Linked DNA regions of Homo sapiens: region 2 is linked to region 1. A link is a contact called in ENCODE Hi-C data. All regions are on one chromosome and are shown on one strand. Each heading gives the region's core, a stretch centred on a gene start or an enhancer-like site at or near the end of the contact. The rest is flanking DNA. Distances are from core to core; before and after follow the strand shown. Region 1 has its middle 19 kb from the start of LINC02777. Region 2 has its middle 11 kb from the start of LINC01358.

Region 1 (6,927 bases), core at 3,073-5,572:
AAGAGTTCATCTTTCTATGTTCCAGAAACTGTTTTTTGAAAAATGGGGAGGGGGAGTATTGAAGGGCGAATTCTCCATTTGTTTATGTTCGGAATATGAACGCTGATTGTGGTTTTGCATAATCACAGGTGTTGGTGCATAAAGACTTGGGAAGTTTCCTGGCAGAAAAGTGAGACTTGAGAAATTGAACCATGAATGGCTCCATTTACGAACAGCCACCGATGATTGACAGAATGACTATTAGTAGCTAATATTAGCTGAGCTCTTCCTATGGGCTTAACCCTATGCCAAGCACTTGACATAGATTACCTTGTTTAAACCTGGCTGTTGCCTTATGGCCTTATTAGATGGGGGCAATTACTTTCCCCATTTTCACAGATCAGAAAACCGAGTCCAAGGAAGATGAAATAATTCATGTTTAAGGTCACACAACTCAACATGCAGTGGCTGAAGTGGAACTGAAACTCAGGTCTGTCCCATGCCAAAATTCCTTTCTGGTTCTCTCCAACTAAACAATGCAATTAACTGGTGGAGCTAAAGTGCTCTGCTTGCAACAATTGCAAATATCAACAACAATCTCCCCTAACATTGGTACAGAGCTTCCAAGTCACCAAGTTCATTTATGTTTGCTGCCTCATGTGATATGACAGCCCTGTTGGAGAAACAAAGCAGTTACCATAATCCTATATTACAGATAAGAGAACTGATCTAGATTCTCAGGGCTAGATTACTTAACCAGGCACACACTACCAGTAAAGAATGGAGTCAGACCTTTCTAATTCCTAATCCAAATCTAGTGTCCATATCGCTACTTCCTACCCTCTCCCAATGTAGGTTTCTTGCTGAAGAAAGGGAAGATAGACAGACAGATAGGTAGGTAGGTAGGTAGGTAGACAGATGCATAAATAATAGATGAAAGATAGATATTTCCAATTATTCATTTATTCATTTGTGCCTTTATTCATTTAATTAGCTATATTATATTTTTAATTTCCCTATCCTGATCACTTATAAGTTTATTTAGTTGCTGCCTGTCACCCCTCCTTGGAATGTGAGCTCCATGAGAGCTGGCCCTTGTCCCTCTTTTTTTTTTTTTAAATCAACTTTTATTTTAAGTTCCAGGGTACATGTGCAGGATGTGCAGGTTTGTTACCTAGGTAAACGTGTGTCATAGTGATTTGTCGCACAGATCAACCCATCACCTAGGTATTAAGCCCAGCATGCATTAGCTATTCTTCCTGCTCTCCTTCCCCTCACCCCAACCCCGATAGGCCCCAGTGTGTGTTGTTCCCTCTCATGTGTCCATGTGTTCTCATCTTTCAGCTCTCACTTTTGTAAGTGAGAACATGTTGTGTTTGGTTTTCTGTTCCTGTGTTAGTTTGCTGAGGATAATGGCTTCCGGCTCCATCCATGTCCCAGCAAAGGACATGACCTTGTTCCTTTTTATGGCTGTATAGTATTCCATGGTGTATATGTACCACATTTTCTTTCTAATATATCATTGATGGGCATCCTTGTCCTTCTTGATAATTATATTTCCAGGTCCCCAATAATGCCTAGAACTTAGAAGATTCTTAATTAACATTTATTGTTGAATCCATTCAAACAACTATTAATTAATTTGCTCAGTAAACGTTTATTAAGTATCTACTATGTGCCCGGCACAGTTAGGTCTGAGAGATACTGCCCTGAAAGAGACAGGTACAGTTCCTACCTCCATGGAGCTTTCATTCTAATAGGGAGGGGAGATTTATTCACAAGTAAATGAGATCATTGCTGCTGATTGGGATTTGCATCATGTGGGGCTTACCAGAGTGATGTGATAGAAAGTTTTTGTTCTAGAGCTGTTCACATGCTACTGAGCCAGACCTTGCAGCCCCCGAGGCAGTTTCCATCTCACATGATTAGTAGGGGCTTTACAAACTCAGAGACAATGCAGTTAACTCAGAGTGGGAGGGATTGGGTGGGGAGGAATCAGGGAAGGCTTCCTGAAGAAGAAGCATCCCAGTGGTTTTAAAGACGACTAGAAGTTCTCCGGGAAAGGGGTGGGGAATATTCTAGGCCTGTGCAAGGACAGGTGGCAGAAGGCCAGTGGGCACACTGCAAGGGGTGACTGAGCCTTAGTGTGAGGTGGGAAGAAAAGAGGTGAGGGAGACGGGCATGAATCAGGTCCAGAAGCACCCTGTTAGGATGGTTAGTTTTATGTGTCAACTTGACTAGGCTATAGTACCCAGATATTCAACCAAACACTAATCCAGGTGTGCTGAGAAGGTATTTTGTGAATATGGTTAATACCTAAAATCAGTTGACTTTAAGTAAAGAAGATTGTCCTCAATCACATGAGTGGGCCTCAGTCAGTCCATTGATAGGCCTTAAGAGCAAGACTGAGATTTCCCTGAGAGAGAAAGAATTCAGCTTGTGAACTGCAGCTTCAGCTCTGCCCAAGAGTTTCCAACTGGCTGACCTGCCCTGCATATATCAGAAATGTCTAGCAAGATCCCACAACTACAGAAGCTAATTCCTTGAAGTAAATCTCTAGATAGACAGATAGATAGATGATAGATAGATAGATAGATAGATAGATAGATAGATAGACAGACAGATAGAAAGAGAGATAAGATGGATAGATTAGATTATATATAGATTTGATAGATAGGTGGGTAGATAAGATAAATAGATAAATTAGATAGATAAGGCAGATGATAGGTAGATAGACAAGATAGATAGATATAGATAGAAGATAGAAAGATAGATAGATAGATAGATAGATAGATAGATAGATAGATAGATAGATAGAATCCTAGTCTCTTACTGATTCTGTTTCCCTGATAGACTCCTTCCTGACTGATACACATCTACCTAGCTAAGAGACTTAGACTTCATCATTAAGGTGATGGGAAGGACTCATGGAGGGTTTAAGCAAAGGCGCAGCATAACCAGATTTGTGGGGGTTTTTTTTTGTTGTTGTTGTTTGTTTGTTTGAGATGGAGTCTCGCTCTGTCACCAGGTTGGAGTGCAGTGGCTCAATCTCAGCTCACTTCAACCTCCGCCTCCCAGGTTCAAGCAATTTTCCTGCCTCGGCCTCCAGAGTAGTTGGGACTATAGGCACACGCCACCATGCCCAGCTAATTTTTGTATTTTTGGTAGAGACAGGGTTTCACCACGTTGGCCAGGATGGTCTCGATCTCTTGACCTCGTGATCCACCCGCCTCGGCCTCCCAAAGTGCTGGAATTACAGACGTGAGCCACCGTGCCCAGCCTGTGTTTTTTAAAAATAGCTCTGGCTGCAGTGTACAGTGCATTGGACGGGGCAAGCCTGGAGTCGCTGGGAGACCAGGTTGGAAGCAGTTGCCTGAACTAAGTCATGGCAATGAGAACATCCAGAAAAGAGGGAATCAACTCAAGTGATACTATGGAAGCAGAATTGGCAAGACTTGGTGGCCAATTGCAAAAGAGGGTGAGGGAGAAGGGAGTTACAAGGAGCCCCAGACCCTTGGACATCTTGGTAGAAGCAGGGTAAGTGCTATAAGAGCAGGGACTATGTCCTCTCCTTTGCTGTAAACTTTACTCCTTGAACAGTACCTGCACCTGGAAGGTGTTTATTACACATTTACTGAATGAATGGCCGTGCAATTCTCTGAGATCCAGATCACGGGTTGGATGATTGGGTGGTGAGGATGAGGAATACACAGTGCAGGAGAACCTCCTTTCTCCTCACTCCATATACTCTCAGAGTGACTTCGGTCCAGGCTTGTGGTATTAAGCACCCTGGGAGTATACAGAGTGAGGAGAAAGGAGATTGGGGACCGAACCTTGGAGAAATTGCAGCATTTAAGGACTGAAGGAAGGAAAGGATCCCTTAGAGGAGAATGAGAAAGTGGCCAGATGGGGAGGAAGGGAATCAGAGGCCACAGAGTCAGAGAACACACCAGGACAGAATGCTCCCACTGCTGCTGAGGGGTGTCATTTAGATTTACAACAGTGACCTTGGGCAGGGCGGTTTTGTTTGGCATCAAGGGGACAGAGGCCAGACTGCAGACATTTGCAGAAGGCATGGGAAATGAGGTAGAAGAGGCAGTGTCTCCAGTGGTTTCTCTCAACCTTCCTACCAAAGAGTTGACAGACAGCTCATTACCACCTCATTTTAAAGGGCCTGAAACTGAGGCACACAGAGACAAAGTTGGTTCAAAGTCATCAGCAAAGGGGAGTTCTGCTAGAAGACCACAGCTGTCCAGACCGCACACTACCTTTTATGACTTGGCAGGATACAGACTTTGAAAGAATGGTTGTGCAGGGTGGGGCCCAGGCCCTGTACCGGCTGATCGCTGACGACGTGCAGGGCAAGAGCCTCCAGGGCGTGCGAGAACATTTTCTCAAGGGGAACCACCTTCCCTTGAAACAGCTTGTTCTGCTGAGTTGACAGGAGAGAGGAATGGGGACTCCTCAGTCCCGGGCCTTGTGCCAAAACACGGAGCAAAGGCTCCGGGGAGGCTGGGCCTGGCTGCCGTCTCCCTGGGCCCTGTGTGGGCCATCCCAGCACCTCTAGCCTCTCAGGGCACTGGAGTGAGGCCGCATGTGTCAGATTTGTTTGTTTTGAACTAATATTAAAAGAGTACTTACTATGGGACAGACCCGATATTCATCATTTTATGTACTCGAATTTACTAAATCCTCATTACATTCTTTAAGGAATGTATGCTGATTGTCCTTATTTAAAGATGAAAAATCTATCCCAGAGAAGTGAAGTCACTTGCCCAAGCCTTCACAGCTAGTTCTGTAGGTGGGAGAGCAGGGATGCTCAACTTTTGAACCTGTGGGGTGGACAAATATTTAGCCTTGGAGTGTGGGTTCAAATCATCCCCAGACGCAGGAATAAGGATCCAGGTCAGGTCAGGCTTCCCTCTCTGGCTCTGGGACCTTGGGTAAGTTACATCACTTCTCTGAGACTCGGCTTCCTCATCTGTAAAATGGGAGACATGTTGCTCACCTCACAGGATAAAAGAAAATGTTTTTAAAGTATCTCATGGAGAGTCTCCAGTCTAGGGTGGGTGCTCCATGAAGGTTAATTCTCCTTCCCCCTCTTTTTTTCCCCCCAATAAGCTTTGGTCCAAACCAGTATGTTGGAAGATTAGGGCAAAAGAACTGGACTGTGAATCAGAAAAAAGCAAGAGTCTAATGCTGCTTCTGAAGCCTAATTATTTATTTTGAGCAAGTCACTTTTCCTTGATAGAGCCTCAGTCAGTTTCCTCAGCTCTAAAATATGGGAAGATCAGCTTAGTCCAGGATGGCATTCAAGCCCCAAGCACCTCCCTCCATGCCTTTGCAGGCATCACCAATTGATCATGACCTTTTCCACCGAGCCAGAGTAACACCCAAGAACTCTTCTTAGTAATGACTTCCTATAGGTTGTGTGTAATTCTTCCAGTAAGCAATTACGCCGTGGGTTAAATCACCATATTTCAAGAATGTACTTGCTGAGATGCAAATCCCTCTGATAAAGATAACATATTAATCTTGTCATCTATTTGCATTAGTAAGGATAAGTTCATATAGGAGCTCCAGAAAGCACAGGTAAGTTTGTTGTTGCAGTTTTGTGTTTGGGGTTTTGTTTCATCTTAAATCGGGTGGGGTATAGATGAATAAGCCTGGGATAGAGGATTGATCTGTGCATCCAGAAGAAAACAGGGAAAGGGACAGTTATCGAGAGGAAGTGACCAGTAATCGCAGTATACAGATGAGAACACTGTGCTGGAAAATGAACCAACCAACTGAATTAGCTATTTTCACAGCTAGTAAATGGCAGAGTTGGGATTCAAACCCAAGCAGCTCCACCTCCAGAACTGACAGCTATGCCATAAATGCAGAATCCATTTATTTAGTCCAAAAGTTATTACTGAATGCCTACTCTGCACCCAGCACGGTTTTTAAACCTGGGGATGCAGTAGTGAACAAAATTGTCCAAATGTCTTGCCTCATGAAGCCTATAGTCTAGGATCACATTGACTTGGCACCTGTTATGTGCCTAGTGCTTCACCAGCACTGGAGACAGTGAGGCCCAATGTCAATAGCTCTTCTTGGCAGGAACATATGTTTGAATCTTAGCTCCACAGCTTCCTATTAGATGAGGGAAGCCATTCCATCACTTTGCTCCTCAGTTTCCTCTTTGAAACATAAAAAGAGTAACAGCTACTTCCAAGGATTTCTGTGAGGTTTAAACAAAGCAATATTTGTAAAGCACACAGTATTGCAAATTTGGGATACTCAATACATTGTAACTAGCATTATTAATTCTGTATCCTCTTTTTTTATTTTATTATTATTATACTTTAAGTTTTAGGGTACATGTGCACAATGTGCAGGCTAATTACATATGTATATATGTGCCATGCTGGTGTGCCGCACCCGTTAACTCGTCATTTAGCATTACTGTATCCTCTTAACAGCTATATGAAGTACGTACTGTTTTCTCCATTTTGCAAGAAGGCTATTGAGTCTTTGAGAGTTTAAGTTTCAGAGAGGTTAGGTAACTTACCCAGGGTCATACAGCTAACCAGTGGTGGAACTGATATTCAAATCCAGGACTACTTGACTCCATTGCCCAAATATAACACTGTGGCCACATTTTTTAAATTCACAATTGGAGTAGCTGCAAGGCAATGGCAAACCATGTTCCTCTTTGGCGTCTTATGCAACAAACCATATGGACCCTCAAGCTCTTACATAACTGGCCCAATGCTAACAAGAGGAAGTTTAACAACAACACAAAAAACAGATCACATTCACAACAGACCACCATATGTTCTCCCATCCCCTGACAGCAGCCATCCCAACTCCTACTCGGGCGCCCACAGAAATCTTCTCCACAACAACAGTTTTATTCCCAAGTGACTCAAACGATTGATGCCTTTATAAAAAGAAGGGGCAGCA
Region 2 (6,927 bases), core at 2,758-5,257, 86 kb before region 1:
TTCAAAAATACAGGAGTCGAAATTTTACTACAGTTAATTAGGTTCCCTGAGAGCTGAGTAACAATAATAACAATAATAGTGCTAAGAAATTACTAATTAATGAGCACTGACTATATATGCTCAAGCTAAGTGCTTTCCCTGTGTTATTTTAACCTCTCCACAAAAGCACCCTTTGAGGAAGCTGGTATTCCCATTTTACAGACGAAGTAACTGAGTCAGAGAGCAGATGACGATCTTCCCGAAGCTCACCCAGCTAGTAGGTGGCAGAACAATCTCAGAGTGTCAGTTAGGTTCTACCAGTGGCTCAAAGACAGGTTCATGTGAAGAGTCCTGGGGTCTTGGTGGTCACTGCAGAATATCACCTATAGGCATAATATTTTCTTTTTTAAACTTGAAATGACTAAATGTATAATTTTGTGCTAAGTCGCATGCCATCTTAACAGGTTTCTGGGATGGGCAAAAGCCAAAGACCTAAATGAAAGTATAAGGTTGAAAAAGTATGAAGGCAAAACATAAAATTAATACATCTCTATCTTTTGACTTCTTTCTCTCCTTGTAAAGTGAGTATAGAGGGTTCCTATTGAATTTCATCAGTGGGTCACATCGGTTCAGCTATTGCGTTCCACGAAAGGAGAGTTAGAACCCACCTCCACCACCCGGCCATGTTTTGTCATTCTTTAATATTAATGTAATAGCAGCTGCCCTTTTTCGAGCATCTACATATGACAGTTAGGTTTTTATCCTATTTTACAGATGAGGAGATTCTGGCTCACAGAGGTGAAGTGATCTGCTCAAGATGAAATAGCCAGCTGGTGAAATTACTGAGACAAGCACTCAGGTCCGTGGAGATTTTGTGCAGGGTTATTTCAAATCCCCCACATTAGTTCCATGCCTCATTCTTATTTCTTTATTTCTGCTATTTTTTCCCCTTCACTTGATGTCATAGTTTCCTATTGACGCTGTAACAAATTACCACAAACTTGGTGGCTTACAACAACACACATTTGTTCTCTTACAGTTCTGGAGGTCACAGGTCTGAAATCAGTGTCCCTGGGCTGAAATCAAGGTGTTGGAAGGGCCGCACTCTCTGCAGAGGCTCCTGGGGAGACTCAATTTCCTTGCCTTTTCCAGTGTCTAGAGATGCATTCCTTGTATTCCTTGGGTCATGGCCCCTTCCTCCATCTTCACAGCCAGCAGCGTAGCATCTCTTTCTCTGATTCAGCACCCATGGCTGCTTTGGAGCAGTCTAATCTCCCTCTCTGCTTCTTTCCACACATTGCCTTCTTTTCTGTCTGTGTCAAATCTCCCTCTGCCTCTCTCTTAAAAGGGCATTTGTGATTGCATTTAGGACCCCTCTGGACTATTCAAAGTAATCTCACTAACTCAAGCTCCTTAACTTAATCACACCTTTTTCCATTTAAGGAAATAATCACAGCTTTCAGGGATGAGGACCTGATATCTTAGGGGGACATTTTTTAGCCGACCGCACTTTCCCTCAGAAAATTGCACTTTGCATTATTTTTATGGAAGTGGAAGTGGGATTAAGTTTGATCATCCGCACTATCTTGCTTGGTCTGCTTGGTGACCGTGAACACTATATGCTTACTGATTTCTTTCTAGCTATCCAACTTTGTGAGCCAGTTGCCTCATCAGAGCGTCCAGTTCATGGTGCATGCCCTCTCCCTTACATGGTTGTTATGAGAAAATTTCGCACAAGGCAGTGCCTACTCAACAGTAAAAGATAAGGAATTAAGCTCATGAGAAGGAGAAAAGTGCCTTTAAGGAGCTGATGACCAAATTGTGGCAATATATCACACATACACATGAAAAGTTGCCTAGTAATGCCAAGGATTGTTTACTAATTCACAAGCCATGAAGGACAAATGCAATTCAGAAGAGAAAGTGCCCCATCAGCTGAGGAGGTCAGAGAAGGCTGGAGAGGCTGCAGCGTGTATCGAGTTTTGAATAGTAGGTAGGATTTGTAATAAGTAGAAGGAAGCTACCATATTTGAACATCTTCTATGGGCTGAACCTTTCATACCTATCATCTCTTTTATTCCTTACCACAACCTTGGGTGGTGGGTATATATATATATGTTTACAAATGAAACCGAGGCTTGATCAGAGAGTTTATGTCCCTTGCTCAGCTAGTAGATGGCAGGCAGAGTTGAGATCCAACCTTAAGCCACCAGATGGGTGTGTGTTCTTTCTGCCTTCCAACATCTTTGGCCTGCCACCCTGGTCTCAGGGCTAAGTCATGGTAACATGGTCATGGTGTCCATTGGACAAAGGGAAGAAGATGCCAATAGTGCAGAGGAAAGAAACTACACAATATGAACACCTACAATAGTAGAGGTGGCCCACAGGCTAGATCAGACTTGAAGATACATTTTTGGATGGGCTCACCCAAGGTTTAAAGAAAATATGAAGCCCATCCCTGCAGTTAAAAAAAAAAAAAAATAGCCGCCTGGGCACGGTGGGTCACACCTGTAATCCCAACACTGTGGGAGGCCAAAGTGGGGGGATCACCTGAGGTTGGGAGTTCAAGATCAGCCTGACCAACATGGAGAAACCATGTCTCTACTAAAAACACAAAATTAGCCAGGCGTGGTGGCACATGCCTATAATCCCAGCTACTCGGGAAGCTGAGGCAGGAGAATTGCTTGAACCCAGGAGGCAGAGGTTGCAGTGAGCCGAGATTGCGCCACTGCACTCCAGCCTGGGCAACAAGAGCAAAACTCCGTCTCAAAAAAAAAAAAAATAGCCATCAACATAATGAAGGAGGTAGATTTTAATTCTTACCACTCACTTTCAGGCTTTAATCTCCAGGTTCCTATAGACATACAGGTTGGGGACTCTTGGTAAACCATAACTTTCAACATGCAGGCACTCATTTTGACAAACAAATCAGATATTCTCTACCTTCAACGTTGATTAAACTTTCTAAATAATGTCAGTATACTGACTAAAGACAAATTAAAGCACACTTGTTGAGCCATACCTCCTAGAAGCCCTGCCACAGGTCCCTTCTTCAGCGTCACTGAAGAAGCATCACATGACTATTTGAAATTAATAATACCTCTTGTCAGACATGTACTGCATTTGTGTACAAAACATTTTCCTATCCCTTTTTTCTTATTATCCTCAGAAAAGTGCTATGAGTTAGAGGTTCCTAGTCCAATATGCAGATGAGAGAATTCTTTAGATTGGCAGTGACCCTCATTGGAAAGAGCACTGTGTCTGGGTTCAAGCCCTTGTGAGGTGTCAAGCCAGGGCTTCCCTTTCCTGGCCTTAATCTCTATACCATGTGGAGGTGGTCAGACAAGATAGCTTGTACCAACCCATCTACTCTGAAATTCTGTGAAAGAAGAGCAGAATTTTATAACTGTAAGCATATTCACCCTCCTTTGCAATGGCACAAAACAGCCCCAATTTAAAATAAACTATGAACCTTGGTGGGCAGGTTTAGAGCTTTAGTATCCATTTTGCTCTTCTGCCCCAGTTCTGCCCATGTCTCTGTAGGCCCAGAACACCTTGCCATGTCTCCTTAGCACAGGTTTTTAGAAGGAATGAATTCCTGACTGTGAAAACTTAAACTGGTCCTCTGAAGAAAGTGAGGCTCAGAGAGGTTCAGTACCTTGTCTGGGGACACACAGCTGGTGAATGACATAGTTCAATGCAAGCAGCATGCAGGACAGCAACAGTCTGTGTAGAGGTGTTCCAGGTAAGAGCATTTTCTCTGTGATTCCTCCTGGGGCTGTATGTCAGGTGAATTCAGATCTGTCCTTGAGGTTAGGCCCTTTTAGGTCAGATTCGAGAAGCAACCCTTGGCCTTTTGGAGGTCTGAGGCATCTGCTTTTAAAATATACAGAGGGCCCGATGGCATTACAAGGCAAGGCTGTGGATATATCCGAGCCAATGTGGACACATGTTTGGTTCTGAAGCCAAAGGTTTGCAATTGGCTGGAGTGGCCCAGTGGGTGGCGGTTTGTCTAGCTGATGGTCTGGCACCGTCATGAGTCACAGCCTCAGGAGACAGAACCATGTGCCTGGAGATAGCACTGCCTGGGCCACCCTGAGCCCTGGTCTGTAGTATCCTCTCCACCTCTCTACTTTGGTTTCCTCCTCGGAAAATGAGAAGACAATGCGAATTCCCAGAACTGTTCTGAAGCATAAGACCACCGACTTCACATCTCAGCTTGTCTCCTTGCTGTGTGATTTGGGGCATGGTATTTAATCATCTGAGCCTGGCTTCCTTCATCTGTCAAATGAGCATAACAATGATGTCTCCAAAAGGTTGTGGTTCAGATGAGATAAAATCCTAAGAGTAAGGAGCCTGGCACTTAGGAGAAAGGCAGCCATTTTTGTTAGACTATGAAAGAGTTTTAGGAAACAGAAAGAGCCGCTGCAGTCTACGGTGGAGGTGAAGGCAGCATCACTTCTGTGTTGTTGTTATTATCCTTGACAGATGGGCCTGGACGAGAGGTCTGAGGTGAGTTGGGGAAGGCATGAGTCATGTGAGGGCAGCCCCCGGAGCTCCCAGTGCAAGAGGCACTGCATTTTAAACTAGTTGTGGAATTCATTCCACTGCCTTTTTCAGCCCCAAAGACACTGGAAAAAAATAAAATAAAAAGCAAACCACAGCATTTTCAGGCCTCCCACTGGTTTTGCCTTTCTTCCCCCAACGTATTGTTTTTGGGAAGGGCTGTTTCAGCCACAGCGCTGTCAAGAAAACAAGGTGGTTTCCCTTGACCCTTGGCAACCAACACATGCTTTTTCCTACGCTTTGGTGCAGAAGCCCACAAGTGATTTTTAAAAATAATAAAATTCTTCTCTATAAATAAACCCTTATGCTTTCTGCTGTGGGTCTTGGATGGATGAGTTTCTTCTTCTTTCTGAACTCAGTAAGGGCTAAGTTCCCCTCCACAGAGGAACTGCACATTGTGAAGCAAGGGATATTTTGGTGAATCACCTGCCATTGCGTTTTCCACCAATGCAGGAATGGCAAAGTTCTGGAACTTTTACTTAAAGATCCACCATTCCTCAAGAAGACCTATAGCCTCCACGGAATACCCTATCCCCTCTTCCTCTAGAGATTTTACTACTGCTACCGTTACTGGTTTTCCAGAGTCTGACAAATTAAGCATTTATAAGAATTGACTCAGTGACCGCAGAGCAACAGAAAGAGGATGAGTTTTAGAGTCCAGAGACCTGGGTGTGAATTTTAACTTTGCTCCTGACTAACTGTGTAACTCTGGACAAAAGGCTTATATAATTTTGGGCAAGTTACTTAACATCTATGTTAAATGTATGCCTGCCTTGTTTTTGGGATTCCTGAAATGGATATAAATGGTCCATAACTCATGGAGCTGTGGTGAAAATTAAATGGAAAAAAAAATGCATTTGAAGCCCCAAGTACACAGTAGGTACTCAATAAATGGTAATTGGTATCGGGTAAGTTCTCAGCATGACTAGTTATGATCAAGAAAAAGAAGGCTCATGCAGCGCGGACTTGGAAGTGGGATTTGATGAAGGGACAACAATTTATAGGGATAGGGACAGAGCTAAGGAAACCAATGAGAGATGCTGAAGCACTCAGAGACTTGCAACACCAGGGAACCATTGCTACCCTGAATCTGCAAGGACAGGAAGAGGGTGAGATGTTGCTGAAGCCATGGAGGAGGGGCTGCTGGCAGGAACTACGGTTGCAGAGGAACCCGGCCACTGGCAGACCCTGGCACAGAAGCAGGGAAAGAGCTGGAGGAAATTCCCAACCTCTTTCTCCTCCCACCCTTTAATCTCTTGCCGATGCCTACCACTGGCTAAACCCAACTGGAAGATAGGAGGCAAAGGAGTCCCCCGAGGCAATCAGGGGCATTAACCTCTCTATGGCACAGTGCAGATGGCACAGTGCAGACCAGAGAACAGATCTGGTTGGGAAGGGGGTACAAATGGAGAATCACCAGGTCAGAGAGAATTTATTGTGATTCACATATTGGCTAGTATTAGTCCACCCAAACCATGAATAAATCTCCTGCAAAAATCCTAAAGTGCTGACTGTGATCACATCACTTCAGGTGTAAAAAAGCACATTGGACTCTAGTGCCTAAAGAAATGAGCTCCCTTCTCACCAGGCATCCCGGCCCAGGCCCTCTCTCCCAGCTCATCTCCTGCTTCTCCCCTTCTTACATTCTCTGGAATGCACATGCCCTGTCATGCTTCCCTGCTTTCCACTTACAGTTCTGTTTGAAACTTTCGACGGGTGAAAATCCTCACCAATCCTCTGCCCCCATCTTCCTCTGATTGGCCAACTTCTCATCCTGCAACAATCAGTCCAGTCATCACCTTCTCTGTGAAACATACCTAGCCAGTCCTTCTCTGTGTTCCCATACCTCTAGAAGCAGCAGAGAGTTATAAGCAGGGCTATTCCTGGTTGCCCTAGTTTCTAGCTGCATTGTGTGCTTGCCACTTAATACTCTTGGTGAGTCATTATCGTCATCTATAAAGTGGGCTGATAATAGTGCCCACCACATAGGGTTTGCCTAGGGAAAAAATAAGTCCATATATACAAATCAATTAAAGCAATGCCTGGCATATAGTAAGTATGTAGTAAGAATAAATATTGGCTAACTTAGTTTTATTTTTTTATTACCGTTTTGTCATAGTACTTAACTCACTGTAGTATAATTCAAGGTTTATTTTATTCCACCATTGATTCTGTGAGCAACTCAAGGTTAGAGTCTATGTGTGTATTCCCAATGCCTGGCATAGTGTTTGACACATAGTAGGTGCTCAGTAAATGTTGAATGAGTGAATGAATTAATAAATGAATACATGAATGATATGAGGACTCAAAGTGAGTTTTTGGAATCTGGTTTGAGTTTTCATGTGAACCACACTATATGCCTTTTCTCAAGAATTTGAACAG

Evidence for each region. Hi-C counts contacts between places; a loop is a spot of excess contacts on that map. Pooled maps may share reads with other maps.
Region 2: a loop to region 1 is called in a pooled map, with 2.8 times the contacts of the local background. The contact joins two enhancer-like sites. A Hi-C loop is called at or near these places in 1 of 168 maps with a recorded cell type or tissue (astrocyte of the cerebellum), 6 of 37 single-sample maps with no recorded cell type and 2 of 50 pooled maps.

The regions. Positions count from the first base shown.
Region 1 is chr1:58,919,946-58,926,872 of GRCh38, reverse strand. No RefSeq gene overlaps it. Among named protein-coding and RNA genes, the nearest start is that of LINC02777, 19 kb to the right of the region's middle. RefSeq lists enhancers at 3,929-4,428, 4,429-4,930. Within about 2 kb of position 4,322, at least 21 of the 41 ENCODE cell types and tissues checked have a DNase peak (open chromatin) inside an H3K27ac peak, as active enhancers do.
Region 2 is chr1:59,005,876-59,012,802 of GRCh38, reverse strand. No RefSeq gene overlaps it. Among named protein-coding and RNA genes, the nearest start is that of LINC01358, 11 kb to the left of the region's middle. RefSeq lists enhancers at 4,366-4,435, 4,476-4,525, 4,546-4,595, 4,866-4,975. Within about 2 kb of position 4,007, at least 6 of the 41 ENCODE cell types and tissues checked have a DNase peak (open chromatin) inside an H3K27ac peak, as active enhancers do.